2 separate regions of the Homo sapiens genome follow, and region 1 is linked to region 2. A link is an interaction called in ENCODE POLR2A ChIA-PET data of the cell type or tissue named here. Cell type or tissue: Caco-2. All regions are shown on one strand. Each heading gives the region's core, and the rest is flanking DNA. Links, peaks and the distances in the headings are about the cores only.

Region 1 (16,768 bases), core at 6,745-11,744, 63 kb after region 2:
TTCTCTCAGCCGTGTCCTCTGGTCATAATGTTCATGTATTCAGAAAACATTGATTAAGTAATTACAATGAGGTAGGTAGTGGGTCTGGTGTTTTTTATGGATCAGAGAGGGCTCAGTTCTTACGATTGTATGAAGTAAGTATTATACCCCGATTTTTAAATGTGCACAAGTATATTATTACTTAGGATACAAGTGCAGTTATATAGAGGGAGCCAAAATGCCAGTGACTTAAATTTAAAAAAAAAAGTATTTCTCTCATTTAATAGTCCAAATACAGGCAAGGTTGGAAGCCCCACAAGGTAGCAGATTCAGGCAATTTCTGTCTTTTTTCTACATTAGCCTCAACCCACCACTTCTGTTGCCTGGTCCAAGATTGCTGAATCAGTTCCAGCCATCCATGTGGGTTCTGGCCATCAGGAAGGGGAAACATAAAGGAAGAACAGAAACTTGCCCATATCCCTTTATTTCATCTCCCATAAGCCAGAACTTTGTCACATGCCCACATCTATCATCAAGGGAGGCTGGGAATTATCATCTTAGCAGAGCAGTCATGTGCCTAGTTTAAAGAATGTGTGTTTCCAAGGTCAGGAGATAGAGACCATCCTGGCCAACATGGTAAAACCCCGTCTCTACTAAAAATACAAACATTAGCTCAGTGTGGTGGTGCGCACCAGTAATCCCAGCTACTTGGGAGGCTGAGGCAGGAGAATCACTTGAACCCCAGAGGCAGAGATTGCAGTGAGCTGAGATCATGTCACTGCACTCCAGCCTGGCAACAGAGCAAGACTCTGTCAAAAAAAAAAAAAAAAAAAAAAAGAATGTGTATTTGACTGATCATGGTGGCTCATACCTGTAATCCTAGCACTTTGGGAGGCTGAGGTGGGAAGATCACTTGAGCTCAGGCATTCAAGACCAGCCTGGGCAACATAGCAAGACTCCATCTCTACAAAAAATTAACCAGGTATGATAGCTCCCATATGAATATCCTACTTACCTACTCATTTCACAGCTCAGAAAAATGGCATTTAGCAAGATTAGGTAGCTTGCCCAACACCATGCAACTAGCAAGAGTCCAAATTGAGATTTGAATCTGGACCCTGCTTCTAAAGCCCTTCTGCTCTGTCCATCCTAGACAACTCAGCCACAGAGTCATGATTTGCATACAGCCCTCCCATGCACACAGTCAGCCACTTAATTATGCCACTGAAACAATACCTTTGGGAATTATAAATAAGAATTATTTTCTTGTCCTCATTCTCCAGGATTTTCTGGGCTATTTGACTCCATTGACATCCTTTTTAAGATTCACTCTTCTCTTAGCCTTATGCAAGAGTTTCCTCTCTGCAGATCCTCCTCTTCCCCCTGGAAGCCCCTTTCTCTCTGTCCTTTAAAGGCAGGTACCCTGTGAGCCTATTCTCTGATCTCTGCTCACCCCTCCTTGTTCCTTCTCTCTTAAAGACCTCATCTACTTCTTGGAAGCTCCTTTCTGGGCAAATTTCTGCAGCATCTTTGTCTTGGTCCCTACCTTTCCCTCAAGTTCCCTGGGGTGTATTCACCTGCCTATCAGACACTTCGTCCAAGTAACTTCTCCCAACGCAGACTTGTTATGTCCAAAATGAAACATCGTATCTTTGCCCCTCCTCCAACCCTACCTACAAAGCTAAAATTGTAACAGAAATAAAACGACTTCTGCTTCGTTTCGTTTTTATATTAGAGTGTCGTCTTTTTCTGTATCACCCAAGTCCCAAATGCAATAATTGTCTTTGCTTTATTTTTCTTTCCAGTCCACAGACTTCCCTTCCTTGCTTTTATGGTTCCGTTCTTTCCCACTCCATTGCTACCCCTGCGTCACACCCAGACGCCCGTGCCAGGGCATTGACATTTCCCAGGTCTCTCTGCTGCCCCAAAGGCCAGCTTGACAGCATGCAGCCACTACAGTCACAGGTGACCTCAAACTCAGGCATTTGGGGTTTAATGCTTTGTGATCACTGCCTTGGAATCCTGAACAATTTTACCTTGACCTTGTGCTTTGTGACTGAAGTCTGGTGGGACACTGGAGCATGCACTGGGACTTGGAGCCTCAGCTCACATGCAACCCTGCCTCCCTGCAGCTTTCTGTCTCCTCTCATGGGTTGCTGGACCCCTGTGCTTGGTTTTCTGCATTCCACTGACCTCCTCTTCCTTGCTTCTGCAGCAATAGCCACTGCCCTCCTCTCTCAGCGGGGGTAGGCACAGGCTTCGGGAAGGACACGTGCCCTACGGAGTCTCAGGGCTTCTGCCATCCCTGACCTGGGCTGCCTGTATCACAGAGCCCTGGACAGGCAACTTGGCAGGGGTAAGCCTTTTACTAGACCCAATCCAAGTACCCAGCACATCCAAGTGCAACACCCTTGAGGTCACTCATCTGCCATGGGTTGCAGCAGCACACCTTGGGGAGGGAAGATGCCTGGCTCAACTTCCCCATGGTCGGCCAGGACAAAGCACACTGGACTAGGGCAGGGTGGGGTCCCCAGGTACCCATGGGAGACTGCACTTTTCCTGCAAGCGTCTTGTGCCCAAGGAAATTGACATTAAATAGGGAAACAAAACAAAACCAACAACAAAGTGATAGGTGGAGAGAGACTGCAGAAGAAAAAAGATATTGACTTTCTATTTTAGGAACTTAATGGAAATTTTTTCCCTCCTTTTTGAAGAAGGGACCCTGTTTTTCATGTTTCACTGGGTCCTGTAAATTATTCCTAAAACACCCCTTCATTCTAGCAACTCCCTTTCACTTACTACGTAACCTAGCAAAATGTAAAAATGCTAGTCCATTAGCCCTGCAAGTAAGTTACTCACTGCTCCAGACACCTGAACCTCTCTAACGCCATCTCTCCCAATCTCTTTTCTTCATCCTTCCTGCCTACCTATGCTGCTTCGAGCTCCTGCGGGAAATGCCAGCCCACATCCCCAGCCCTATCTGATTCTACCTACCTGAATCCTGCTTTGCCTTCAGGGCTTAGTTCAATTCACCTCCATGAAGTCTCCTTGACTTCCCAGGTGATAATGTCTCTCTTCTGAATTTCTGTCTCACTCCCGCACATTTGGAGATTTTATGTGTCTGTTTCTAGTTATCTCTTATACATTTGGTTTTTTATCCTTTTAAGGGGATTTTCAACATCTTAAGGGAAGTGCCTGGGTCTTGGAGATCTCTGAATTCTCTAAATGTCAAGCAGAATGTCTTGCACAGAGCATATAGTGAATAGTTGTTGATTGTTAGAATTCATCCGAAGGCATGGGGAATAGATGGTCTAGGTGAGGCAAACAGTATTCAAAGGCATGGAGGTGAGAATGAGGATGAGGAAGAGGGGAGAGTCAAAGGGAGGAAATAGAAGCTCAGAGAGGTGATTTCTTGGCAAGAGCTGGGGGTTCTGGTGGAGAAATGGCAAATTTTTTTTTTTTTAAATCACATTTCAGCGTCTCTAACAGCCATGTCAGAACGGTTCTTGAATCCTCAGCACAATTTTGCATTTCCACTCCAGCAGCCTCAGGTGCTGTTTTCATACATTGATCTTCCTAATTGTATCTCCCTGCTCCTTTGAAAATGCAATTTGCAAATCCAGCCCATGCCTTCGGAGTCCAAGTCCTACCGACTGCCTGTTACTGACAGAGACAGGAGGCTATGAGGACCCTCTCCTTCCTCCTGCCTTGCTGATATTTGCTGCAAGATCTGTCTCTTGGGAAGGGCCTTTGTAGCACTGTTTTATAATAATATTTTGGATAAAATATTCAGTTTCCTCTTTGTGATTCTAGTCAGACAGAGAAGATCTGAGCTCAGTGTGCGAGAAACAGCAAAGGATCTGTCATTTTCCTTAAAACTGTTCTTGGCCAGAGCCCTTGTCTAATTTGTATAATGCATTGCTCCACGATGTTACAAAACACCATGCTGGTCTACAAGGCTAATTTATGGAAATTACAAGCATGGATGGATTGGATTCTTTTTTATATTACAAAATGGCTTGACGGTTTGAATTTTTGTCATCTTTTTAAGTCTCTGAGGGATGAGTGAGCCCAGAAACTTCCTAACATTCCTGTACATCAGAATCTTGCTAATCTTTTGGTGGTCTGTGAGTCCAAAGGCAGAAAGCCTTTGAAAATGCCTCCTGCATTCCGTTCCACATTGCATTTCAAAGCTCCTCTTTGATGATTTTATTTTGGTGAGACCTTCTGAATACTGCTTGCAAGTTGGCTATTTTGCTCACCTTGCTTGATATTTTCCTAACATCTCAATAGCACTTTCAGCCAAAAGTATCCTCAACTTGTACATCAATGAAATCCTTAATAAAAAAAGTACATTAAAATCAACCTTCGGGGTCCAACTTAAATCACTCAAAACACATTTACACTGTAAAAAATTTTAATTGAAAGGATTTTCTTTTTTCCTAAAATATATGTAGCCAACTGATCTTGAGGTTTAAATACATTCAACACCACCAAATCCAAGGTTACCTCTGTAACGAAACAAAGAGTTACTGATTTGCTTAGCTTTGATGATAAATTCCACTTTCTCTGGATACAATATAAATTACTAAGGATTTGTCTATTAGGAAGGAAGGATACTGCAGTGGGTTTGTTTTGATTTAATATCTAAGTAACTGATACTTGAGATAATGTTTAAATGCATCCTAGATACTCCTTTTATTTCAAGAAAGGTAGCCTCTCATCAGTTTTTGTCCAAATCAAGAAGATTACTAAATAATAAAAGTACATTTTTGTCCTTTTAATAAATTCCTTCTCCAATCTTAGAAATCATAAAAACAAGAAACAAAATCAAAAGTGTTTCTTAAAATCATCTATTACGGTCATCATCGTCTTAAAAACTTCAACCAAATCCTTTCCTGAAATCTTCCTGTAATTAATGTGTGGAATATCTCCTTTTTATTCATTCATTCATACAACAGATATTTTCTCTAAGAATTCTCATTTCTCCATTCCAATTTTGGCTTTGCAAGCAAGCCTGTTATTTATTTCTGGGACCGATCGATGTGTCTCAATTTAATCCTCAAATAATTATATTCAAACACCCAAAGAACATAAATGTAGCAGCCTAACTATTTAACTCAAATTTGAAATCACTAGTTATTCATGTTAATGGTTGTAATGAGTTTTTAAAGCATACATTATCATTATTTAACACGCCAGAAAGGGGGTTCAGCATTTCTCTTCATCACTAAATTTCAAAAATTGCTGAGATTAAAATCACACCAGACTTTTTTGGTTGACCTGTGGGTGTTACAGGGCAGTTTTCTGCCTGTTTACCACCTTTCTCTTTTAATAATATCTCATGTAGAGTAAACAGCACCAGAGAAGGAAATGAACTGTGCATTTTTTCCATTTTTCTCCTACCTTGCCCATGCATTTATGCAGGTTTAATTGGCAAGATAATAAACGTGATGATTTTCTGGGAGGAGAGCTCGTGACGGTGTAAATATGACTCTCCAGTGTCTTCACACACACTGGAGGCACCATTCTAGCTCCCCAATCTCACACCCTTGTGAAGTTGCCCCCAGCTGTTCATGCTGGAAAAACCAAGGCTATCCATGAGTTTACTCTGCAGTGAGTCAGCTCAATTCAGACAATGGAAGATTGGAAGGAAGGACTTCATATTTGGCTTTTGTGCTCCTCCCTCGAAAGAAAGCAAATAGTAGCCCTGTCTCCAGATTCTGTGCCTGTCCCACAATCCTGTCTCCCTTTTTCTGCCTCATCCAGGTCACTGCCAAGCCCAAGCTCTCAGAACGCAAAGTAGAGGTGCCATGAACACAGGGGGTTGGCTCAGACCAGCAGTGGAGCAGAGCACTCACTCCACAAGGGCTTGGAACCCTAACATTGCTTTTCCCACTGCCTCTTGGGTTCCCAGCCAGGGTTCCTGCATCCTGGCCTGGTAGGGCCAAATCGCTGATTTTCTTTTTTTGACTTTTCTTTATTTATTTTGAGACAGAGTCTGGCTCTGTCACCCAGGCTGGAGTGCAGTGATGCAATCTCGAACTCCTGGGCTCAAGTCATCCTCCTGCCTCAGCCTCCTGAGTAGCTGGGACTACAGATGCATGTCACCCCACACCTGGCCAATTTTTTTTTGTATAGATGGGGTCCCAAACTCCTGAGCTCAAGCAATCCTCCTGCCTCAGCCTCCAAAAGCCATAGGATTACAGGCGTGATCCATTGTGCAGGGCCTGATTTTCTTCTGTTGCCTGGCACCTGTCCCATCTCCTGCTTCAGGAAGCTCTCTCACTTCCTTTCCATGAAGAAGCCCAGAAGAGGCTACTGGAGGTTCACCCTAATTCAGCATCTTCTCCCAAACTGCTGCAGTGCAGTGTGGTAACTACACCCATGGCTCTGCAAAGAATTTCCTTGCCAGGTGTAGCAGTGTTAACTTTCATTTGCAGACAATCATAATGGAAGGCTGTTTGGTAAAGTGGCATTTGCGAGGACTATCTAGCTATGACATCTCAGCTTTCTGGCCATGTGGGTGTCCCCCTCTCTCTGACTCCAGCCCAACAAGCCAAAAAGAACAATCTTCCTATTACCAATTCTTCCATCAAAGCTGACTGGATTAACAGCCGACTGGACAAATATTCAGGCTTTGGCCATAATAGGCTTTCCCTCTGACTTAAGTTGTCTTCTAAAACATGTTACCTAGGTTGAACATTATAAATGAGATTTCTACTCATTCAGAATGAGCTGCCCTGCCTGCCTGGCCACCAAGGATTCAGTCAGAGGTTCTCTCCATCAACGTCAGAAGGTCTTGGAGATGTTCTTTGGCTGTTTCCAATGTCATTCCAAACAGCACTCCTTCGGCACTGTAATAGAGACCAGATTTGGTATTCAACGGCACAAAGACTTCCTTTTCTTTCTTGCCAACTTGAGGCATCTCTATAGCTGCAAAGGACAAGAAGATTCAGTAACTGCCAAGACTAAGTGAATGAATCCCCAAAAGCCGTAGTAAAAATTATGAAGGAAATAACAGGCCAAGAACATCCAGTGCAGAAACAATGGTCATTTTAAATCTAAATGTCACAGCTTTTATGTTACAAAAGAAACAAGCAAATTAATAGAGACATGAGCCCCAAAGAAATTAGTTTGGAATTTAGAAAGAAAGTGTGACAAATAAACTTAAAGATTTTAATGAAAATTGACATTTTTATCTAAAGCACAGTCTTGCATTTCATCAAACTTCTCCTTAGAAGATCATAAAATGCTCCATTATGAATATAGTGGAAACTTGATGAACTATTGTTCTTGGCTTGTTTGCAAGAAAGCAATAAAGTTGCCTTTTCTTGGCTGTTATCTAGATTGTTGTCATTATCCGTGACATTGCATGAACCTGTATTATCTTTAATTTTGTTTTTGCAAACTGATAGTCATAAAAAAATCTCCTCTTTTCCACTTAGTGAATTACTTTATTTTCAATCTTTCCTTGGATATGATCTAAGCTCTGGGGGAAAAGGCACTGAGAAACTCTTAGAAGCTTGACAAGGACCAGGGGTGGAAGTCAGTGAGAGAGGCATGAAAAAACCCTGGTCATAAATATACAGAAAGCATGTTTTGCAATTGTGTGATCACCTTTATCGCTCAAAATCTGCCGTAATATAAATGCTAGTTATGAATGATAGAATTCCAAATTGGTGGACAGTTGAGTGGGCACTTCTCTTTCTCTGGTCACCCAGCCATGCCTAGGAAACTGAAGAAGCCCACATACTCAACTATTGGATCCAACTGATGTTTGATGGCTGGGCTGTCATATGAAGAGAAGGGTTTCAGCCAGAGTGGCTAAATTGGCTCTCATTAAGACAGCAAAGCTGAGCATGATGGTTCATTCCCGGATTTCCAGCACTTTGGGAGGGCCAGGCAGGAGACTTGCTTGAGGCCAGGAGCTCGAGACCAGCCTGGGCAATGTAGTGAGACCCATCTCTACAAAACTAAATAAAATCAGCTGAGTGCGGTAGCACATGCCTGTAGTCCCAGCTACTCGGGAGGCTGAGGCGAGAGGATCACTTAAGCCTAAGAGATGGAGACTGTAGTGAGCTATGATCATGCCACTGCACTCCACCCTGGGTGACAGAGAGAGATCCTGTTTTAAATAATTTAAAATTTAGATTAGAAAAATAAATAAAAGAAAGCCAGGTGCGGTGGCTCACGCCTGTAATCCCAGCACTTTGTGAGGCTGAGGTGGGCGGATCACGAGGTCAGGAGATCGAGACCATCCTGGCTAACACGGTGAAACCTTGTCTCTACTAAAAATACAAAACATTAGCCAGGCTTGGTGGTGGGCACGTGTAGTCCCAGCTACTCGGGAGGCTGAGGCAGGAGAATGGTGTGAATTCGGGAGGTGGAGCTTGCAGTGAGCCGAGATCACGCCACTGCACTCCAGCCTGGGTGACAGAGCAAGACTCCGTCTCAAAAAAAAAAAAAAAGAAAAGAAAGAAAAAGAAAAAGAAATAAAAGAAAAAAGAAAAAGTTGGTAATGTAGGGAATGAAACCAACCACTCAGTGTTTTAATACTGGCCTCAGAGTGGCAAGGCCAGGCCAGCCACCCCAGAGCCTTGCCTCACTGCCTGCTGCTTGGGGGATGTCAGTCTCAGAATTAGGTGGAGCTCATAGTGGCAACAAAAGAAGTTAACAAAAACATGTCAAGAATTCTCATCTCTTGCAAGATTAGATGATAGCTGCAAAGCAAGCAAAAGGGGAAAGCTTCAAGTTTGTCAGCCAAAAGCATGCTGATGGAGTAGGAATGTGGAAAGCTTAACAAAGATAAGGCAAGAAAAAAAAAAAAAAAAAAAGACCAGGGTGGTGTTGCCTAACAAGGAAAGAGACAGGAACAAGAATGTGGGAAAATATACTAACGCACGTATTGAGTGGCCTGAGCCCTCCAGGCCCCTCCAGGTTGAAGAGCACTGTTCCCCCATCCCATCCCATCTTCCCTCTGCCTGTCAGGAACCTTAGTTGAGACTTTAAAACATCTACAATAAAACCGAGAGACCCACAGTGGAAAAGTTCCACCTGCAAACAAGACCCCCACCCCTTCATGCCAAGAAAGGGAGTGGTAGGAACCTAGAAATTAAGATGAGGCTGGGCACAGTGGATTACGCCTGTAATCCCAGCACTTTGGGAGGCCGAGACGGGAGGATCACCTGAGGTCAGGAGTTCGAGAGAACCCTGGCCAACATGGCGAAACCCCGTCTCTACTAAAAATACAAAAATTAGCTGGGTGTGGTGGCGGGCACTTGTAATCCCAGCTACTCAGGAGGCTGAGGCAGGAGAATCACTTAAACCAGGGAGGCGGAGGTTGCAGTGAGCTGAGATCGCACCACTGCGCTCCAGCCTGGGCAACAAGAGTGAAACTCCGTCTAAAAATAAAATAAAATAAAAATGAAAAAAGAAAGAAATTGAGATGAGAACTGAGAGTGGGGAGGGGATTTTATCTGAAATAGACCCTAGAGTGAAGATGGAAGTATCCCACAAATTATGCAATTTAGGTCTCATTTTACAAATCAAGAGAGAAGGGGTTTTGTTCAAGATCACAGAGTTACTGGTGGACTCCGAGTCTTCCGACTCCTTCTATGACATGGCATTAGCTCTCCGGGACTGAGATGCCTAAGGAATAATGAGGCTAATGGAATTAGATAACCCATAACCCGATTTCTCATTTCTCAATGAGATCAGGAAAGGAAATATGAAGTTAGGATGTGCGTGACAAGAAGACAGGGCAGTTTGGAGGAGACCAAAGGTAGACAGAGATTTGTGCTGATATCTGTCAGGGAAGTGACTTCTGTCCAGGCTCTGGAAGTCTGCGGAGGTGAGCAGGAAGAGCTGAGCATTCCAGGCAGGTGTGCAGGGGAGGACTCAAAGATCAACAACAGGAGGCAAGACCAACCTGTTTAAAAATGGGGCAAAGAAATGGGCTATGGACTCATCCTAGGTCAAAGACTCTTGCCTCTCCAGTTTTATAAGGTTCCTGCTGTGTAGAAACACAAAAGACTGCCTAAATTGCGGTTCACCCCAGAGAGAGACTGCCTCACAGGCACTGATAATGCTGTTCACAACAAATACTGGGTTTAGGCTTCTATGAATGAGGCTTTGAAAAGTCTAGGAGACTTCACCAGAATCACCAGTTAAACTAGGTTTAACTACTGAAAAGAATGGATGTATGTTATTAGTTGGGTTTCTGGATACAAAACAAAGCTAATTAGAGCTACTTTTCATCCAAAAAAAGGGCAAAAAGGAAATTCACTATGAGTATACAAGCTCCCTTATGGAACCCTCAGCTTTCAGCAAGGGATGGCAACTGCCAGAAGTCTCCACTTGCTCTGTCCGCTCTGGTCTGGAGACGGCTTTATTCCTCTCTCTCTGCCTTCTGGCTGTCTCTGCCCAGCCCTCCACACTGGGCAGGAGGCAGTCACTCCCAGGGTCCCCAAATCCGCAGGTCACAGAGCAGCTGTAAGCAGATTCCAAATGGCAGGTCCTCAGGCCTAGCACCAAATACCTGGAAAAAAGCAGGTGCTCCGTCCAGCTAGGATCTGGGGTCTAACTCTGGCCTAGATGACTATCTCCAGGGAATGTTGTGCTGCAGTGAGACGGAGATGCGGGTTGTGCAAACAGTTTTCAGAAGAGAGGCGGTGGTAGAGCCCTAGGGCATCTACTGTATATTCATTTATGGAATTGAAGGCTTCTGGAACTTAAGATGGACCTTGGAGAGCCTCCAAGCCAAATCAGCCATTTTGTAAAGAATGAATCTGAGGCTCCAAGAAGGGAAATGCTGGCCTGAGCTTATAAAACTTGTAAATTTCAGAGCAAGGATTATTTGGAAGTCTTCCTGTTCCACCATTCATTCGTTCACCTCAAAATGACCTATGACTTGTCACCTTGCTGAAAATATGACTGAGTTCCAACCAGACAGGATCTGCACCTTCTTGGAGTGTACAGATGTGGGGGAAAGATCCTACAAATACATATAAAATTATAACCTTGATTAATGCCAAGAAAGCCAATTCCCACTTTGTTGTTTAGTGTCATCAGGCAGGTCAAATGAGTAGGTCCCAGCACTGGGCACTAAGAAAAAAGAGAAATTGCATCTAAAATAAACATTGACATTTTCTAATTTTGTCCATCAACACAACTTATGTAGATACAGTATGCCATTTTAGTTTGAAAACATCCACAACTGTGGTACAGTCCTCAAAGTATGTGATTGTTCACTAGCTAACAGCATTTTATCAATACATATGATATGGTTTGGCTATGTCCTCACCCAAATCTCATCTTGAATTGTAGCTCCCATAATTCCCACGTGTTGTGGGAGGGACCCAGTGGGAGATAATTGAATCATGGGGGTGGTTTCCCCCATACTGTTTTCACAATGGTGAATAAGTCTCATGAGATCCGATAGTTTCATAAAGGGAAACCCCTTTCACTTGGCTCTCATTTCTCTCTCTTGCCTGCTGCCACGTAAATTGCATTTTGCCTTCTGCCATGATTGTGAGGCCTTTCTAGCCACATGGAACTGTGAGTCCATTAAACCTCTTTTTCCTTATAAATTACCCAGTCTTGGGTATGTCTTTATCAGCAGCATAAAAATGAACTAATACAACATACATCTTTATTTTGTTTAATTGGCATTGGCTGAACATTTGAAAACAGTGGAGATACAATGTCAATTCAAAACATACTGACTTTTTCAAAGATTTTCACAGTGCAACCATCCTTGCGACTTCTTTTTCAGACATTTGTGATTCCTCAACCAAGATGTTGTCATCAAAAATGTAAAAGCCTATGAAAAATTAAAATGACTTTGGTTTGGCTAAGGCCTTCAGCTGGAAAAATATCATCACATGTCTTCACTTCTCTTGCATGTATGGAATTGTATATTTTGGAGATCTTTCTTTTCTTCTTTTTGACTAAAACTATGTCAATTTCAAAGGCTCCAGCTGCCTTTCTTCTGAAGGAAGTACTCCTGATTTTTGTGTGTCATTGTTCTCTTCTGTTATAATGTGGCTCCTTCTCTAAACCAGAGGCATTCCTCATCTTTTCTTCCATTCCATGAAACACAAACTAAACTGGAAAAAAAAAGTCCAAAATAGCATCCTCCTATTTTGGCAGTTTTATATGATTATAACATGCTAGAAATGTCACTATAATTATAGCAACAAATTATTTCAACAATCCTCACAAGTGATGCTATTTATAGACAATCAGAAATGTATATAGAGGATGAATCCACCCTAGCAGAAAAACCTGCTAATGGTTGTCTTGAGCCTGGGGCTGGGGCCACCTGGCACTGCGTGATTAAATGCGAAAACAAGGGTTTCCATGAGTCTTCATTCAAACACAGAACATGAGAAATGAAATAAATAAAGAAGGACATTTAAATGATTATAGCTTGGCATTTACTCTGCATTCCTAATGTGTTAGATACTATGTATAAAAAATTACAATCACGGCTTAACTGTCTTTCAAGATTTACAAGTGATTGTCATATCAGAGAGAGCAGCAGGTTCAGAAGAGGTGACTGTTAGGAGAGCAATGTTTAGGTCAGGGGAATAAATTAGGATATGTACATATCCCTTATCTGTGATCATTTGTAGACTATTAAGGCTGGGAAAATTACCATTAGTTGTTACATACCATGCTCACTTTCTTCATTTCATCTTGAGCAGAGGAAAAAGAGTTGGCTGGAATTGCTTGTTTGTTATTGGTTTTTCCATTTTTATTTTTAGCCTCTTTCTTTTTATGGTTTTTATATAGTTTTGCCTAACAAAGCTGTAAATTCAGGGATGAAATAAATTTCACAGTGACTCTTTAACCTCCACTGCTAGGATGCATTTGCAGAAACTTCAATTTAGCTCAGAGAATTCGGCTTGGGATGGATAGGGCTCAGAAAGGAGGGAAAATCATTTAACCAAAAGTAATCCCTCAGTAAATCAATTTGCTCCAAATTTCATCTATATTTTTTGCATACTGGTTAATGCTGCTGTCTCCCTGGGTCACTGAGTAGAGCTGACATCACTGTCATTCTGAGGGTAATGGGTCAGTAGTTTACCATCTCTGCCCAGGAGCCTGACCATGCCACTCTGGGACGCCTCCCAAGGATGTGTGAGCACCAGCTGCAGTAGCTGATAATGACAACCCTATGTTTGACTTTTTTTCGCTTACAAAAAAATATGTCCTAATTTCTTAACCTCTTTGTGAATGTCTGCCTTTGTGTCATTAAATGTTTACCTGCCATATTTTAGATTCAATCAAAAATTGCTTTTTTCCCCATCTGTGTTTTTCTGGTGTGCACTATTGCCTTGAGTCTGTAAGGCTACATTTGTCACTACTTGGCTGTCATTACACTGTGGGAGCATGCATACAGAGTGACACTTAAAGCAGGGCACAAAACTGACCTTCTAGCGGCCATTGCCTGCCATCCAGAAAGTGATCTGGGGACACACCTCATGGAGAAACGGCAAGGGTACAAAGGTTCCTCAAAGGCAGTAAACAAAGATTTCAGGAGTTCATTGCTGGTTGCTTCTGATCCATGTGAAGAATCAACCTAGAGAGGAAAAATAATAACAACAATTTAAAAAATCCCCAATAACATGTGTGCAGCAGGGACTGCAGCCGTGGCTCCATTTGGAATGAATAAACATGTGTTAATCGTTAGACTTTGAAACTGATCCCAGAGTATGTTGCATTATAGCTACAGACTTGCAAAATGAAGCATTGCACAGACAATAGCTATGCATGCCTAGGATGGCAACAAAGCCACCCCTCAGTGCAGAGCTCAGGATGGGCTGGGGAGGACAATGTGATGTCATGGGTCACATTTAAGAAAAAAAAAGGAGATGAATTTTCTTCCGAGGCAGCAAGATGTTCTCTGGCACGCAACCTACCGGCTTTGTAAAAGAGCTCCAGATGGATGCTGAGAATAAGATACTAAACACAGCAACAACATGCGAGTTGGACAGCTACCTGACAGCATGGGAAGAAGCCTGCAGAAAGGGTCCCTTCATTAAGCTAATAATACACCTGCTTATGTGGTTAACTGAAGCCAAGGGCTGGGGATAATTCTACAAAAAGAAAAAAAAAATTAGCTGCCATGGTAACCTGGACAACGACAGATCTTCTGGATGTGACAAGATTCCAGTCTGAATTACACAAAGTCACCATAAGCCCAGAAAGCAAAGTGGATTTAATTAGTTGGTTAAGTCTGCGGCACAGGAAGGAAGGCAACACTTGTCCTTTATTCTCTCTCCAAACTAACAACGCGTCACTAGCATGAGCGATCCTCGAAAAGGAGAATTTTTAGCTAAGCACATGATTGCAAAGTGATGCTTCACATGGGAAATCCCCAAATTTAAATTCCCTCAAAATTCCCCATCCAAATTAGCTGGGACCACTTGAAGGATGCATAGAGAAGAGGCTTCATTATATGTCACATCTGAACATCGAGGCTTCAGATGTTCCTCCCCACAGCCACAGAGGTCAAAATTGACACTTTCTAATTTTAGCAGTCAAGAGAACTTTAGCACGAGAACCTTCTTCGTCTTATTAATAAAAACATATTTGGTAAGTACACACGGCATTGTATTGAGTATTAAATAAAGCAAATTTTAACAGAGCAAATTCCCATAGACCAGGAATTTACTACCCAAGATAATATCCATGTGATCATAGACAGATATGGGGAAGCATATTAAAGGCACTGAAAACTTCTGAAATGAAAGGATTTATAGGGCTGTTGAGCATTGATTTTTTTCTATAATCCTCATTTTCGTGGACTCGACTGTGTTTTTTACTATTATCAACAGCTACTTTTTTATATTTTTCTGTAACCCCCATCTTTGACCACTCTTGGTCTCATTCCTAACTCCCCTTCACTGAGTCCTCTTCCTTTTCCTCTCTAAGGTTAGTGCAGGCATCTAAGCTCATCTTTCTCTAATTTACCATTTGATGTTCACATGTTTCCCAAAGACTTCTCATGTATTTAAAAATTGAATTCTTCTCTATTCATTCATTTCCCTAGCTTTATATCAATATTACCACCTTTCTTCTGGGGCTTCCAAGCTTGCAACTTCAGATTTGCTTTATCTCTGTGTGCCATTTCTAATCAGTCACTAAGTCTTTTTGGTTCTTCCTTCAGCTTTTCCTCCAACCCCACCCACCTATTTCATACCTGTCAATAACAAGGGGATTATAGCTCTGTCAACAGATCACAGTCTCTCGGGTCTTTATGCCTTGGAATACATGCTTTATTCAACATCACTGGGTAATAAGCAATTGAAACACAAAATAGTTGACAATAAGGGATATTGATTATCAAGACTCAGATAAACTTCATGGACCTCAAGACGGGAAGCAAAATCCAGCTCGCAAGAGTAGAGCTGAGAAAAGTGTCAGAAAGCAAGATGGCGTTTCTCCTTACCCAGGGGAGCCTTTCTTCTCTCGCTTTGCTTGGAAGCCCACGCTTTGTTTATTCATTAGCATGCAGATGACCACCAGGCATCAAGATCTCCCAGCTCCACTTCCGGTCACCACTGCTATGGCAACATGCCTGGATCTTTTGGTTCAAATTCTCCAGGGAAACAGTAGACAGGACCAACTCACCTGTTTAACCAAGACTACACATGCGCATGGCTGCTGGAGCACTGATCAGGGATGGCTGTGTAGCAGGGACCAGAGGCCCTCCTCAAGACTATCAGCTCAGGAAGTAGGAGAGTAAACATGGCTGCTGTTTTAAGAGCCTGTGAGTGGACATGGACTTTAAGGGGCCCCAGAGAAGACAGGGAATGCAACAATTCTTGTCGAAAGTGCTGTTTCCCAGAACACCCTTTCCCCACCCATCCACTCAGGACGTTCCTCCTACACATTCTTTGAAACTCAGAAAAGGTCATTCTTTTTATTCCACGTTTCACTCATTTTGCCCAGTGCTCCCAATGAAAACAATCACACCCTGTCTGTGCTGTCCCTCTTTCTTGAGGTCGTACCCATGACTGCATATAAATCACTAAACTGTAATTATTTATTTCCATGATAGTGTCTCCTACTGGACTGACAGTCCCCTAAGTTTAGGTTTTAAACTTTACTCATTTCAGTATTCTCAACATTAAACACAGTGTCTGGTAGTAAGTGCTTAACAAATGTTTTGTTGACTGAATTGCTTTTAATATGTTAATTGATTAATTAATATTTATGAGTGATGTCTCCCGAGTCTGCCCCTTGCTTTAGGGAATTAATTGTATGTAATTGAAAGGGCAGAAGTTGGAGTTAGAAGCAATGGATTAGAAGCATCCATAGAAATATGTATGAGTCTTTAAAAAAATAGTCCTTCGTGAAAAAAAAGTAAAGGAGGAAGATACATAATTAATATCACTTACATAAATTAACAATATATGCACACAAAATAATAATACTCATTTTTCAAGAACACATATAAAATAACAAATACACATCAAACACACTGAATTTTTTGGCTGTGAAAAGAGAGGAATGAAAACAGGGCATAGGAATTTTTTTAAAAGGATAAAAATAAATAAATAAAACTTCCAAAGGGGCCCTGCACACATCAAAGATGATAATGTGTCTTGAACTGAGGAAAATAATTAACTCAACCATCTGCTTTTGACCTAAAAATAAAGAATAAAGAAGGGGATGTACTTTAACATTATAAAGGTTTAGTTTTATACCCCAGCTCTTACTTGCTAGTGAATTGAGACTGGGAAAGTTACTTAAATCTCATCGTGCCTTAGTTTGC
Region 2 (16,768 bases), core at 6,104-11,103:
AATTGCATCTGCATTTTCTAATTGCTCTACAGGAAAAGTGTTGTATTTTTACAATAAAAAGGAAAGGAGAAAAAACTAGGCATTAAAATCATATTAAAATATTTTCTCCTCTTTCTTTTGAGGAAGGCTTGAAAGGGGAGTGTAGCACAGTTGCCACAAAGGTGAACAGAAATACTCTGATCAGCCTGTTGCATCGAATAGGAGGGAATGGGGAAGGAAGTGCTGCTTCCAGGTGAAAACTGGAGCAAGTGAGCAACCTCTTAATGTTCACACAGAGAGATCACACTTGCACGTACGTGTTCACATCCAGCCACACAGGGTGGGACGTGCCCGGATTGAAGGAGAATGGGGAAGAGCTGGCCAGCTCTGAATACCATCAGCAGGCTCATTTTCAAGATGTTGGCTTCTAGAAGAATTTCTAAAAGGAATATCAATGCCCCATCTCTCAAGAAGATAGACACACTACAACATAGACACATATACACACCACACACATACACTACACATGCACATACATGCTACACACATAAACTACTCACACACACACTACACACACACACGTAGACACATACGCACACTACACACACATATACATACTATGCACAAACACACCTACATACTGCACACACTACACATACACACACGACACACACTACACACACACTATACACATGCACACACACCACACATACACATACTATGCATATACACGCTACACACATGCACACACACCACATATATACACACTATATACACACCATATATAAATATATATATATTTACACACATACACACTATACACATGCACACATGCATACTACATACACATACTACACCCACACTATACACATACAGGATGCACACATACAGACACTACAAACATACACACATATACACACTACAGACATCTACATATACTATACACACCACACACACACACACACGCACACACTACAGACACACACAAAGAGGTGATGGCACCTCAATAGAGAAAATGGAGACCATGAGATTGGCACTTTACCAGCTTGCCTCTGTGCCTGTTCTTTTGTGCTTTTCTCCTGTACAAAAGGAGGATAGTCTCCTCCTCCTGAAGACTGGTCCCTTCACTCTGCTGTCATGGCAGGAACCCTGTTCTTTAGAATTTCAGCCATTGAACAATATAAGTAAACTGCCTGGGACTGGTGAACGAGCCAAGTACCTGTAGACATTTTTGCATCCAGAAAAAAGAATATTAAATTCAAAATGTGAATAATGAAAATCACATGTAATAATAGAGTACATATAAAATGTAATATTATGTCAGCATTGTAAACATAGTATCCATAAATGTCTTACTACATTTGAAAACAATTTATTAGTTGGATGTTCTCAGTTTTCCCAAATTCCCAAGTATGTGCGTTGATTACTGATAAGTCATATTGAATTATAAATTGTGAGTTATTCACAGCCAACTAATTTTGCAAACAAAATTATAAAAACCCTTTTAATTTTTTTGTTGTAAAACATGTAGTTGATGTGAACTCGGTATGCATTTTAATATTTAACCTGAGGTCAAGGACACCCTCTAAAATTACAAGTGCTGGAGGTACAAGTCCTGCTTCCTTCATAAATGATGCGCTCTCCATCCTGAACTCTTTCTCTTCTCTCTTCCTTGCCTTCTCTGTAAGCAGTTAAATGTTTTCGGCTCTTTCGCATTGTAAAATCGTCAGCTATCCACCCCTCCTCACCTTTCAGCTAATACCATGTTTCTCTCCTCCTCTTCCCAATTTCTCAAAAAAGGTCTACACGTGTTGTCTATATTTTCTCACTCTTCAGCTCCCAGACGTATGGTTTATTTTATAACCATTCCACTAAAATGAAATGTCCTCACTAGAGACACCAACAACCTTTTTCCTAAATCCTGTTCATATGTTTCAGTTCCTTATTGATTCACTTCCTCTTGTCCTTCCTGAAGCACCGTTGCCTGGGCTTTTGTGGTATCTTTCTCTCTTGGCTTTCTTTGTACTTCTCGGGCCATTCCTTAGTCTTCCTTGCATACTCCTCTTCGCCCCTTATATGACAATATTCTTCAGTGATTTTATCCAAGGATCCCCTCTTTTCCTCCCTGGGGCAATTTCCTGGTTCATCTACTATCTTTATAGTAATGATGCCCATACCCATATCCCCAGTCTCTCTCTCTCTCCTAGACTTCACACAAATGCATCCAGCTGTCTACAGGCCATCCCCATAGGCAGTTTAGAATTAAACTACCAAATGAAATTTTCATTTCTCATCCTCATTTCCTACTCTCATCTATTCTTCCTTGTGCTCCTAATATCAAGAAATAGAACCAACATCAACCCAGCTGAAACCTGGGAGTCGGCTTTGACTCCGCCCTCTCCTTCACCTGCCATAGTCAACAATCTGAAAGTCTTAATTTTAACTCTTGTATCTTCTCTAAGTCCATTCCATTTTCTCCGTTTTCATTGCTACTTTTCTGGTCTAGGCCACCATCATGACATATCTGCGTTACTACAGCAGCCTCTTGAATGGCCTCTGCCCAACAATCTTTCTCCACTCTGCTCTACAAATGATTTAAAAAGATTTTTTTTGAGAGAGGGTCTCACTCTGTCACCCAGGCTAGAGTGCAGTGGTGTGATCATGGCTCACTGCAGCTTCGACTTCCTGGGCTCAAGCAATCCTCCCACCTCAGCCTCCCCAATAGCTGGGACCCCAGGTGTGCACCACCACTCACAGCTAAGTTCTTTTTTATTTTTGTAGGGATGAGGTCTTGTTGTGTTGCCCAGCTGATTTTGAACTCCTGGCCCTAAGCGATCCTCCTGCCTCAACCTTCCAAGTGGTGAGATTACAGGTGTGAGCCACTGCACCTGGCTGATATTTTAAAAGATACAAAACCAGTCCTGATATGCTATTGCTCAAGCCCTTCAAAGTTTTCCCCATTACTCTCAGGAAAAAGTCCAAAGTCCTTACCATGGCTTACAAAACCAGCAAAACCTGGTTCAAGTATATATATAGCTGCATCTCCTGCCTTCTCTTTTCCTACCTTGGTCCTGATAGAGTGAAATCCACTCACCCCATCACTCTGCACACTCTGTTGCTTCCAGGCTTTCATGCAAGCTACTTCGTTGGCCTGCAGCTCTCTTTTCTGCCTCTCCCTCTAGCTTACTAACACATACTGCCTTTCAGATCTCAGTGTAGAAAGCAGTTACTGTCCCATATCATCCCTCATGCCCCAAACTGGAATGGAGTCACTCTCCTAAGTGTCGAAGCAGCATATTTTATTCTAATAGGGTTTTATACATTATTACTTGACTATCTCATATTCTTACCAGGCTGTAAACTCTCGGAGGGCAGGAAGTATGCCTGTACTGTACCACATAATAAATACATGATAAATATGTGTTGAATATGCAAAGGAACAAGCAGCAGGCACACATCTGATTGGCTGCTAATGAGGCTGACCTTGGGAGGAGATCTGCTGAGTCAGTTCTCCCATCTAAAAACTTTGTTCTTAACCATTGTTCAGATGTCTTCTAAAACCATGGAGAAAGTTCTATAATATATACCAAGCACTTTGAAATAGTGGGATAAATGCTCCAAGGGAAGGTGGCCTACTTTAAGCAAGACTTGGGTCTGGCTGCACAGAACAAAATGGGCTGCCTTTATTGCAATGAAGCCATTAAAGATCATTTGTTACAAGCATTGAAATTTACTGCTGGCAGGGAAGGAAACCACCAAGTACATTCAAGGCCAGATTCAGACAAACGCTTGTTGGTGTTCACATGAATCGGTGGATGTCTCTGTCCCACACACTTTATTCTCAATAGCCTGGCACACAATTGTTGCTACATTCATAAAAGTAAGCAAATAAATACAAGAGATTACCAGATTCCCTTCCTAATTATAAAAACCTCATGACTGAACTGGATAGCAAATACTCTTTGTTGATAATGAAGAAGTATTATTTATGGACTTTTACACAGAGGCAATAGTAATGTTAGCTTTTCACTTGTGATCTCTAGATTGATTCATAAAGGAGGCAGCAAAAGTGAAGGACATTCCAAATTATTAGGGTGAATTAATTTGGAGGCAGGGGAATATTAAATTTAGGCTTAACAAATAAAGGAGCTTTGGCAGAGTTTAGTCAGACACTCAGATAGCCTCCGTATCTCATTGTGCAGATGACCTGATTGCTGGGATGAGGAAGACCTGCAGCTAGGCACTTGCAGGCACTCTTAATTTTTATGCTCACTGACATAACTGTGGCCTGTGCATAGGTATTCTTGTTTCACCATAAGCCCTAGGAGAAGCCTCTTTAAAATATGAGGTTAATACCATTCCAAGCATGACTCAAGATGTGGGGCTTAATTCTTTAGGTAGAAAGGAATATTCAGTGCAAAACTTCAATAACTCATAAAAAGAAATCCTATCATTTTAAAGTAACCACATTTGTCATGCACGTTCCTTGCAAAAGAAAAGTTAGGTTAATGATTCCAGGAAAGTGTTCTGTTGGAGGTATGTCACCCAAGCCCATGTGACGAGAGCAGGTTCTAGGTTTGATTCCCACTGTCTTTTGTGCTACCCTAATGAGCTCTGAGCTTCAGGTCTTTTTCTTACCCCTCATTTCAAAAATGAGGCAGTGCTATTTGTTTGAGGACCTCAAGAGGAGCATCCGGGGTCTAATTAGTTAATGTTTGCCAAGCACTTTGCAGATGAAAGCATCTATATTAAATTCAGAATTATGACTATTATTATCGCAAAGCTCAGATGAGCTCAGAAATTTAGGAGTGATGATTCAAGAGCCCACATTGAGAATGCTGGCGAGATTACTTGTGGAAACAGTCAAACCAGTTCCTGCAATGATTGGCTCTAAAGATTTATGTGGTTCAGCATGACTGTACCCCAAGTCATGCATGACAATAAAAATTAGACTGCACTCTTACTAATCATTTAGAACACAAATGATGGAAGGAATCCCAAGGAGCTTTACGTCTGTGTTGTCTCTGAGGCCAAATCCCCAGACAGTTAACCTGAGGAGAGACAGCCATCGGCCTCCCTAGTTAAGGGTGGTGCAGGCTAAAGACGAATGAATGTAGACTGGCAGCAGGAAGCGCCAGTTACACTAGATAAAGCATTTCACAAAACCCTAGCCTAGGATCTAAAAAATTTAGTAGGCACAAAACCAAATCAGGCAGCTGACGTGAGCTCTACTTTCTCAAAGACCCAGGGCACCATTGCTTGCACTGATCTCATTAATTTTCGAAACATTTATTAAAAGAAGATATTAGCTATAGATTTCTCATAAATGCCCTCTATCAGGTTGAGAAAAATCTCTTCAATTTTGAGTTCGCTGAAATTTTTTTTTTTTGGAAAAACAAGAATGGATGTTGGATTTTTGTCAAGTGCTTTTTCTATGTCCACTGAGATGATTTTATCTTTTTTAGCTCATTAATGTGATGAATCACATTAATTGACTTTTGAATGTGAAATCCACTTAGCATTCCCGGGACAAACTATCCTGTTCAAAACATATTATGCTTTTATGTATTTACTGTATTTGCTAAAATTCTGCATTTATTATGCTTTTATGTATTTGTTGTATTTGCTAAAATTCTGCACAATTTTGCATGTATGTTCTTTAGGGATATCATACTATACTTACCTTTTCTTGTAATGCTTGCTTTTGGTATCAGAGTAATACTGACCTCAAAAAATTACTTGGGAAATATTCTCTCTTTTTGTAAAAGATTTTGTGTAGGATTGGTATTTTTTATTAAATACTTGGTAGAATTGACAAACAAAACCATCTGAGCCCAGAACTTTCTTTGTGGGAAGGTTTTCAACAACAAATAATTATTTAATAGATACAGGTATATTTAATTTCCAATGACTTGACTATTTTTCAAACATCTTTTTGTTATGGGTTTCTAATTTAATTTCACTGTGGTCAGAGAGTATACATTATATAACTTGAATCCTTTTAACGGTATTGAGACCTTTTATGAGACAGAATACGGTTTATCTTGGTAAATATTCTGTGTGCACTCTTTTATATCCCTTAATAGTCTTAGCCTTGAAATCTGCTTTGTCTAATACTGATATAGTCACTTCCACTTTTTAAAAATTAGTTTTAGCATGGTATATTTTGGTATATTTTTAAAAGTTTTAAAAGAACTTTGAAAGTAAAAGTTCTTTTACTTTTAAACTATTTTTGCCTTTATATTTAAAGTCTGTTTCTTGTAGGCAACTGTAGTTGAGGCTTGTTTTCTTTTCTGGTCCAAGCTGATGACTTATGCATTTTAACCATTTACATTTAATATAATTATCAGTGTGGATAAATGTGAATCTATTATCTTTCTACTTGTTTTCTATTTGTCCTGTATATTCTTTGCTCCCTTTTCCCTGTGTTCTTGCCTTGTGTTTGATCAACTAAATATTTTTCATTATTACATTGCATTATCTCCTCATCCTTTTAGGTAGTTTTTCCCCTCTGGCTTTAGGTAGTTTCCCCACGTGCACAGTTTGGTCTGTACTCAGATAAATACTGAAGGGGGACCCTCTGCAGAACTCCCAGAGTTTGTTCTCTCTTTCTCTCTCTCTCTCTCTCTCTCTCTCCTCCTTGGTCTCCCCGGACTCTCAGCTCCATCTCTCTCCCCTCCCTCAACATGGCTTGTAAGTAAGCTAGAGTAGTAGCTGGGACAATCACAGGGCCTACCTCATTTGTCTACCGTCTCTCAGGGATCATTGTTGTCATATGTCCAGTGGGTCTTGAAAATTGTTGTTTCATATGTTTTGTCCATCTGTTTTTGTTTTTGTTTGCACTGTGTCCTGAATGTTTGTGCCCAACCCCCAAAATGCATATGTTGAAAACTCATCCCCAGTGTGATAATATTAAGCAGTGAGGTGCTTTGGGGGGTGATTAGGTCATGAGGGCAGAGCTCTAATGAATGGAATTAGTGTCCTTATAAAAGAGGCCCGGGGGAGCTTTTTGACTCCCTCTGCCATTTAAAGATACATAGAAGATACCATCTACCAGGAACTGTCCCAGTCCAGACACTAAATCTGTCAATGCCTTGATCTTGGACTTCCCAGCCTCCAGAACTATCAGCAATACATGTCTATTGTTTGTAAATTACCCAGTCTAAGCTATTTTGTTATAGCAGACTAAACAGATTATAACAGGTTGTTTCAGGCAGGGGAGTAAATCTGGTTACTTTTACTGTGTCTTAAGCAGAAGTGATTCTGGGTGGAAGGTGGTGTTATTTGCAATTTTGAGTTATTCTGATATAAATTGGACATGTTTTTAAACATGAGTCAGAAGATTGTCTGAAACTATTTATAGAATGTTCTAAAATATTTTAAAACACTGGATGGAACTTTTTCTTATGTTAATTAGCTCCAAAATTTATAGCACCATTAAAATATTAAAGCAAAGTAAACCAGAAACAAATAGCTAATTCTTGTTCTAGTTTAACAGTCTTTGCAAACACTGATAGAACCTCTCTCTTTCAAGGGCTTAGTTAAAAGAAATGCCTGTTAGATTTATTTGATTTTCAGCAAAGAGAGGTCACTACCAGGGTTAATAATAACCCCTTGATTTAATCTTGATCTGTAAACACAGGTCTATGTTTTGAAGACTATTATACTGAATAAAACAAACTTATTATTGATATTGGTGGCTAAATGTTTACTGCAATGTCTGCAAGATGCAAACACAAAGCTAATTTGCCTCCATGTGTTATTATCTGAAAATATATGTCTTTCATACAGTGTAGACTAAAAATATTTTTGTAGTACTCTGAAACTAATGATTTTTGAAGAAAATCAAGTTTATAAATTTTCCATATTTTTTAAAGGACAGTTTTTTTATTTGTATTTCTTTCTGATTCTATGAGCTGTTTATCATATATTAGCTATTTTTCCTTATTCTTTTTTTCAAACCCTTCATTTTTCAAGAGCATCTGTTATGAAGAATGTCAGTGTCCTATATTTCTGTGTTAATGGTAATATCTGAACACTCTCTGGAGTAAATTGCTTAATGATCTTCCAGCTTATTTTGTCTGGACAGTCAGTCTTTGCTTTTGAATTAATTCATTTTCCTTTATTTATTTCTCAAATTCATACATATATGTATACATATATATAATCTATATGAATATGTATGTTATTTATACACATATTATATATAATTATTTTTATGTAGAATTAATTTCCTTGATTTTAAGGAGAGAAAAAGTAATATCCTTAAGTTTGAAGGAATAAAGAACCATCCTTACTTCCTAGGAGCAAGATAAACACCCGGATTTGTCAGATGTTGGATTCCATCCCTTTGAAGCCATCAGCCCCCTAGAAGTGATGAAGATGAGGGCCTTCATAAGTCTCTGACTCTCTCCATCCTATTCTTCCTACAAACCTGAATAGAATGTAGTTCCTCTAATTATTCCTTTCCGCTTCTACTTACAGCACCCTAAATTACCTCAGGGATGTCACAGTGCCTTTCTGGTTCTAAAACACTCTCAGGTTTCGCCATCTCTGGGCTCTGAACTTAGCTCCCCTAGAGAGCTCTATCCTTCTACCCATGATTGGCCTGCCTGCCTCTGTGCTCACATCCAGCTTCTGTGGGCTGACATTAGCTTCTACCTCGTCTTTCACTTTGATCTTCCTGGGTGTGTTGACACCAAGGGGGTAAATCTTCATTGTGACAATTTGTCCCTCAGTTTCCTGAATTCCTTCACCAAATGTATTTTCAGTTTCTCATTTTCTGTTCATGTGATGGTGTGCTGGCACACGGAGTTTGCCCATTTTTCTTTGGCATATCAACACCCCACTTTCAGTGGTGTACAGCTGTGTAGACAGGTTTAAGGAAATGGCCAAGGAGGTAGGGAGAAACTCAAAAGAGAAAAATTGAAGCATAGCCCAATAGAAGCTGCCTTCTCGCTAACCTATTTTGCCTTCACGGTGACCTTTTGCCAAAAAAAAAAAAAAAAAAAAAAAAAAAGGGAAGAGACATGAGGTTGGAGAAAATGGTGTGGAAATGGAATCAGGACAGGAATTATGAGAAGCCAAAGAATAGATTCTAGACATTTTGCAGGGAAATGGTAGAAAATTGAAAGTTGAATCCATTGAAGGGGAGGAGATTGGGGAATGAAGGAAGATACATTATAAAGGAAGCTGGGGAACTATATGCCGCGGGATTTTCTCACAGAAAGAAATCCTGTTTTGCTGGGACCAGATTTCATCCATGTTGGGTACATTGCAGCACTGAATTCTGTGAAATGTCTGGCAGCACTCTTCTTTTTTTCTTTTTTCCATACAAGTGTTTCTGTAGATATGTAGGTTTGCTATAAACTGCTTTCACCATGCAAAAGATTTTTCCTACAAAACTTTCAAACGTACCACGTTCAAAACTCTGCGTATGAAAAAAAATGGTAAACATGGGGACATTGTTATAAGATATTTTAAGTGGGCAGAGAAAATAAGGCAGAGACAGGTGCCGGGAGTTAAGCATAGACATTGCACACATTTTATGTAAGGCAGAGTCTAAATGTGACATCTTTCACAGAGTGCTGCATGCCAACTCCAGAAGATTCAGATACTGATTATTGTAAGAAATCACACATATCAAGCTTGATCTTGCAGTTCATATGTATGCAAAACACCTGTCAAAATGATGGGAGTTTTGCTTTTGTAGACATGGCAATATTGTACACAATTGATATTTATTTGCCTCGTAAATAGGATGCATTATGGAGTGAGTTGTGTCTTCCTGCAGCATTTCTCTGATTTCCTAGTTTAAATCTCCCCGACTGTCTCCTCTCAGCCCTGGTTTGCCAGCCCATTTAAGGGAAAATGGGTGAGTTTTGCTTATGCCACCAACTATACTCCTGTTATTTATTTATATTCTTTATTTAGGAATCAGGCAGCTATATCACCATGGCATTTAAAAGTTTATATCATCTATCTGTAATAATATCAATTTCCTTTGTAAGGAAAAAGATACCTCTCCCATTTCTCTATCTTCACCAGGACAACCACGGAGCTACTTGTGATTGTTTTTCTCAGAAATAATGAACCAGGGTTCTTCTGCCAGGATGAAGAGGGCAGATAGGATGAGGAGAGTTTGCTGGCTCTTAGCAGGGTCACATGTCAGCTAATCAAATCCTAAAGACAACTCCGTAGGTGTGTGATTTGTCTATTTCTATGTTGTAGATCCAATAGAAAAAAGTCAAACAGAGTGAATGCCTACTCCACCACCTGGCATCTAACATATTTCTTTCTTGTCATCCACCATCACTGACAAGGCTCAGAGGTCGGGGGACTGAATAGGACAGAAAATTGGGGAAAAGGAAAAAGTCTTTCTGGTTTCAAAAGGCCAGGCCTGAGGGTAGGATGGTTATAGGTGACTGAAGTTTTTAAGCATACTTTAAATAGGAGTCTCCTGATCATTCTCTCTTTCAATATATATATGGTACATATAGCATGTGTATATGTATGTATACACATGTACGTGCATGCGCAAACACACACACACCCCTATTCACAAGTATTTCAAAGAAAAGAGGAATTCTGTACCTTTCATAGAGTGTCTAAAACTATTTTTCATAACAGCTTGGGATTTTTTTTTCTTTTCTTTCCTTGTTTTCCTTTTTTTTTTTTTTTTTTTTTTTTTTGAGATGGTGTCTGGCTCTGTCACCCAGGCTGGAATGCAGTGGTGCAATCTTGGCTCACTTGCAACCTCTGCCTCCTGGGTTCAAGTGATTCTTGTGCCTCAGCCTCCCAGGTAGCTGGGATTACAGGTGCACACTACCATACCCAGCTAATTTTTCTATTTTTAGTAGAGATGGGGTTTCGCTATGTTGGCCAGGCTGGTCTTGAACTCTTGACCTCAAGTGGTCCGCCCAGCTCCACCTCCCAAAGTGCTGGAATTACAGGTATGAACCACGGCGTTCGGCCAGGGTTCAAATTTTTTCTAAATTTGGTCCAATTGATTAAGATAGGATATTAGATGCTTACTTCTCATTTTCATGGTGCGATTTAAAATTTCATGGACATCATTTTGGTAGAGTGTATGCACACATGGCCAGACACACACATTTCCCACTGGCAGAATGGTGGCATAAAATTACATTTGAGTAAGTGTCAGGAAACATAAGCTCGAGGCCTGATTTTGACATCAGCATGTGGCCTTGGGTCAGTCACTTAACTTCTCTAGGCCTTGTCATCCTGGGCTACAAAATGATGGTGAAGAGAAGGACCCGGGCTGAGAGGGGCCGTTAATAATGTTAGTAATGTCCTTTCATGGAAAACTTGCTTGTAAATCCTTCCCAAACACCTCTTGCACACCACAAGCCTTCCATTAGAGGAAAGAAACATCGCTGGAGGAGAATTAATTGGTTTTTATTTGTACCTGCCATCTCATGAAATGTTTGTCCAGGTCCTAAACATAACTTGTCTCCAGTTAGACTTCAAATAATGAATACCTAGCTACTCTATATTCTTCCTGAAAAACGAGGACCTGCAGAAAAATAATTAACTTCTGAATTTTATAAAACACTGTTTTCTGAGACATTTATCTCTCCAATGAGACATAAACATTTTTTTTCAGTATGTGGAAATTGACAAAAAGAGTTCAAGTATATTTAGTTTTAGATTGTCTTGATCTTGCCGCCACTGTCTTGAGTCTAAATGCAAATTATTTTGCAAGCAAATTCAGAGAACTAAAACTGAGCAAACATTTTTAAAAACCATATGTAGGGAACATCGATTCTTGCCTGGAATGTTGCTGCTGACGTATTGTCTCTCATTTTTCTCTTTCTCTACTACTGCTATGTTCAGTAGGGTCTGTATTTATCTCTGTATGAAGCTGAATTTCACTTTACTTTCTCTTTATGGTCTTATCACATCGTTTACAAACACTTTATCTCTGTTACAGAAAATAAATGAAATTCCAGGCTTTCGATGAAATGTCATGCTGAAATGGATGGTCCAAAAATCTATATTTGGATGACTGACTCCTGTTTGAGGTAGACATGGTAAATGTTGCATGCATATAAACTGAAGGATGATGGATTTAATGATCATACCCTAACTGGGGAATGCTATTTTGGAATAATTAAATGTTCCATCATTTGCAAGTCTAAATAGTCCATTGTTAGTTCCTGTTTTTGTCTGTCAACAGATCCTTCCATTTTCTAAAGGAAATTTATCATTAAAACAATTGAAGTGATGGCAACATACCACCGGAGTAGGTTAGCAATAGCACAAATCGTGGGACTCTTAATTCATAGCTACAGTTTAGGAAAACTTAATTTATGTATGAGTCTGCTTCATAATGACAAACATGACAAGCATTGTTTAAAAAGCTCCTGGTAGATATTTATCTTCGGGTATTGGAGAGAGCCTCTGCTTTAAGAGGTGGCTAAGCCCTTTGTCAGCTGAAAAGTCTCATGGAATCAAAGAGCATTTAAAAGGGATTTTCTAATTAAGTAATAATTTTGCAATGTATTTCTTTGTTGATCCATACATTTTAAAGGTTTTTATGCTCTCATTTTCTTTTAAAATCTGTATTATTTTTGAGGCATTTCAAATAATTTTATCTTTATTATCTAATTACATTATATGTATACTTTAATATATATCTTAATATTTAATTTATTATATCGAGATCTCTGTCTTTTGGCTACGAAGTGGTAGTGGAATGAAAGAGTGGGGCTCAAGTATATTATTATATATGTATATAAACCTATATAGATCTAGATATGTACTCATACATATATATCTGAATAAATATAACTTCTTTCTCATGAAAACTCTTTTTCTATAAAGCAAGGATATAGGCTGTTTTCCCCAAACTCTATCAAAATATTTGTCCACATGTTTAAGATCTCTAAATAACACTATTTCGATACATGTATATACATAGAATAACATAAAAATGAGAAAGCCATAGTTGCCAATTTAGTAAGACATGTGAATAACAAGTCACTCATTTGTTGAGTTAATGGCTTCTCACTCTTATCATTGGCAGAGTTATGCTTCTATGAATTATTTCCATATAGCTGAGTTGTATGAATATTTTTGAAAGCCTAGTTAAAACTTCACTACTTCTGTGACTGGGTCCTGAAAATCAAAACAAGTCGACCAATCATCAGGAAAGCCTGGACACATTGCTGACCAAACTGGATCATTGAATTATTGATTCAGATGCTACCCAATTAATTGTTAAGTTAGCTGAAAATACCAGACGGATCATCCCGTGACTAACAGATTTTGACTGCGTTGCATGGGCTGTGTGGTCCATATGTGGGGGCCTGAACATTTGCAGATTGGCAGGACTGGCTGGGCATGATGAAAATCATTGCAAGAAACATCGCAGGCCATTCACAACTTACTATGTATCAACGCAGTGACAGAGACATGTTGTGAAGTCCTGGCTAAACTGCTTGACTTGATTCAAGCAGCAGTAATAATGAAGCAAGTAATTCATTAGAAGTTACAGTCTGCTTTTAAGAACTCTGTATGGAAGTTTTTCAAACTGTGCTTGGACAGGGCTTCTTGCAATTCTTGCTTATTATTTTACTTAACTCAAGTATAATTGGCTGTCTTATTGATTTGGAATGGCCTAAAGCAGTTCCCAGCATCTGAACAAGCCCATTTGAAGATGGTAAGTTTCTGCATACAGGTTGCCATGAAACATGGCAGCCCAAGACCATTCATTCTGACCTGGTCAATTTGGCATTTCTAGACTCTCTAATGGCCAAATGTACTGCAGTCCTCAAAATTATCCTTTGGAATTTTAAACCCAATTTATACGTGATTTCTATCATTAAAGATACACTGAAGCCAAATCATCTGCAATTTAGGAGATTTCATAAAGAGAAGTATCAATGATTGAATAATTTGCCCCCAAAAAAGTAAGGTCTTATACTGAAAGTAAGCTTGTTTCAGTGAACATAGATAGATTTTTATGAGTTTCCCTGAAAGAAAAACTCTTTAAAGGATGTTTCAGTAATATTTTGAAAATAATTTAAATAAGAGAAAAGAAAGTGATTAATCATTGGAAATCAGAAGGATAAGGCATTGTATAAGCTATAGAAAGATTGATTGTTGGTTTGTTATTACCTATATTTTAAGTATTTTTAAAAGTATTTTATTAATCAAAGTGGTATGCATTAGGACTGGAAGAGGTATAAATATCGATATTATGCCATGACTCAAAATATTATAAAGAAAAGTCAATCCAAATATTATCATCAATGACGCACATGGATTTATTGCAGTACTTGTCTGATTAGCCAGAAGTTGGTTATTAAAGGAATCATGAAAGCAAAATATACCCTCAAAAATTCTGATTTAGTGAATCAATGTAGACATGGCTTTATCAGAGATTAATTGCACTTTAATCATAATCCTAACCATAAATGAACACTAAACCATAATTCAAAATTATGAGATTCTCACAGATAAAGTTGATTTAAAGAGGAATGGAAAGACATAACCCTCTTCATGCAGCAATGCTCTGTTTGGATTGCATGAAACACTGTGCACCCTGATGGAAGCTCCTTAGGGGAGAAAAAACATGTCTCATTTGTCTTTTTATTCTCTTACAGTACCCTTCTCATGCTTTCTTATAGAATTAATTATTTTTAAAGTTATTTAACTGTTGAAACAGTGCACAGTAAAAACAGAAAAGAGAGGGGAAAAAAACAGCCAGTTGTTTTTTTGAGACAGAGAGTTGCTCTGTCACCCAGGCTGGAGTTCAATGGCACGATCTTGGCTCACTGCAGCCTCCATCTCCCCGGGGTTCAAGCAATTCTGCTGCTTCAGCCTCCCAAGTAGCTGGGACTGCAGGCATCCCCCACCACGCCCAGCTAATTTTTGTATTTTTAGTAGAGATGGGGTTTCACCATGTTGGCCACACTGGTCTCAAACTCCTGATCTCAGTTGATCTGCCCCCCTCAGCCTCCCAAAGTACTGGAATTACAGGTGTGAGCCACCGCACCCGGCTATGCCAATTGTTCTTTAAAATGAACTTTCTTGCTGGCTCTGTCCCTTGCTTGTTGTTTTTTGTTATTGTTGCTGGTAAATCACTTGACTACTTGCTCCTGTATAAAATTAGGACTAGATCTTCTCTCTCTACTTCTTAAGATGGTTGAAATGATAAAACAAACAAACCAAATGCACACAAAAATGCTTTGCATATGGTGAGATACTAAAAGAATAAACTAATGATTTTGTTATTGGTATCTGTAATTCAAATTAGACAAATTCAATTAGATATCAAAAAATATTTTAGTGGCTTAAATGCCAATACTGGCCGCCCAGAAGTGAGTGGCTGGAATCCCCTTCTTTAGTATAGGAATCCGTCTCTGTAGGATGGTATAGATGGAGAGGGAAAAAATTGGATAAGAAAGGTAGAAATGTTTTAAGGTCTCTATCAATTATATAGATTCAAGTCTTACTCTTATGTTCAAGGGACAATAGAGCATTTAAAAACTTTTAGGGCCAGTCGGGCACAGTGGCTCACACCTGTAATCCCAGCACTTAGGGAGGCCAAGGTGGGCAGATTACCTGAGGTCAGGAATTCGAGACCAGCCTGGCCAACATGGTGAAACTCTGTCTCTACTAAAAATGCAAAAATTAGCTGGGCATGATGGCGTGCACCTGTAATGCTAGCTACTCAGGAGGCTGAGATAAGAGACTCACTTCAACCCGGGAGGCAAAGGGTGCAGTGAGTTGACATTGTGCCATTGCACTCTAGCCTGGGTGACAAGAGCTAAACTCCATCTCAAAAAATAAAAATAAGAATTATAGGGCCAGGTGCAGTATCTCATGCCTATAATCCCATCAGTTTGGTGGGCCAAGGCACACCAAAGGAAGATTGCTTGAGCCCAGGAGTTTGAGACCAGTCTGGGCAATTTAGTGAGACCCTGTCTCTACAAAAAAATTTTAAAAATTAGCCTGGCATGGTGGTGCACACCTGTAGTCCTAGCTACCCTGAAGGCTGATGTAGGAAGATCCCTTGAGCCCAGGAGTTGAGGCTGCACTGAGATATAATCACACCCCTGCACTCCAGCCTGGGTGACAGAGCAGACCCTGTCTCTTAAAAAAAAGAAATGCCACCATCTATGGATTTTAGTTTTAAAACAAAACAAACAAATACATTGTAAAAACATTGAGAAGCTGCTATGGACTAAATTACGTCCCTCCAAAATTAATGTCAAAAAGCCCTAATCCCCAATATGAGTGTATAGAGCCCTTAAAGAAGTAAATAAAGTCAAATGAGGTCATCAGGGTAGGGCCCTGATCCCACAGGATTAGTGTTCTTTTAAGAAAAAGGGGGCAGACCAGAGCTCTTCCTCAATCCTGAGCGTGCATCACAGAAAGGTCACATGAGGACACAATGAGAAAGCAGCAGTCACCAGCCAGGAAGAGAGCCCTCGCCAGAAATCAACCAAGCTGGCACCCTGATCTCGGCCAGCCCCCAGAACTGTAAGAAAAGAAGTTCCTGTTGTTTAAGCCACCCAGGCTAAGGCGTTTTGTTATGGCAGCCCGAGCAGACTAATACAGGGATTGCAAAAACAAACAAACAACCACCACCACAACAAGCTGGATAATTAGTTTTGAAGGCTTAACTGGAATCTCTAAAGACTACATGCAAGTTGCATAATTTCAGCCATTGTGATGCTTAGAAATGAAGCACTTCTTGTCTTTTGTTTTATTTTGTTTCCCTGGTCTCCCAAAAATTGATAGAACAAAGATGTCTGCT

The links. Peaks named below come from ENCODE experiments on the same cell type or tissue, not always from the same donor. Only the 100,000 strongest peaks of a DNase experiment are listed, where the experiment ranks them.
Region 1: POLR2A ChIA-PET joins it to region 2 with 8 read pairs; 4 of 35 experiments call an interaction of 5 or more read pairs at or near these places.

What each region holds. Positions count from the first base shown.
Region 1 is chr10:33,379,077-33,395,844 of GRCh38, reverse strand. No RefSeq gene overlaps it. Among named protein-coding and RNA genes, the nearest start is that of NRP1, 53 kb to the right of the region's middle. RefSeq lists an enhancer at 2,243-2,743. In Caco-2, for the core only: no CTCF peak of the experiment used is centred there; a DNase peak (open chromatin) is centred at 8,684.
Region 2 is chr10:33,441,409-33,458,176 of GRCh38, reverse strand. No RefSeq gene overlaps it. Among named protein-coding and RNA genes, the nearest start is that of NRP1, 120 kb to the right of the region's middle. In Caco-2, for the core only: no CTCF peak of the experiment used is centred there; no DNase peak of the experiment used is centred there.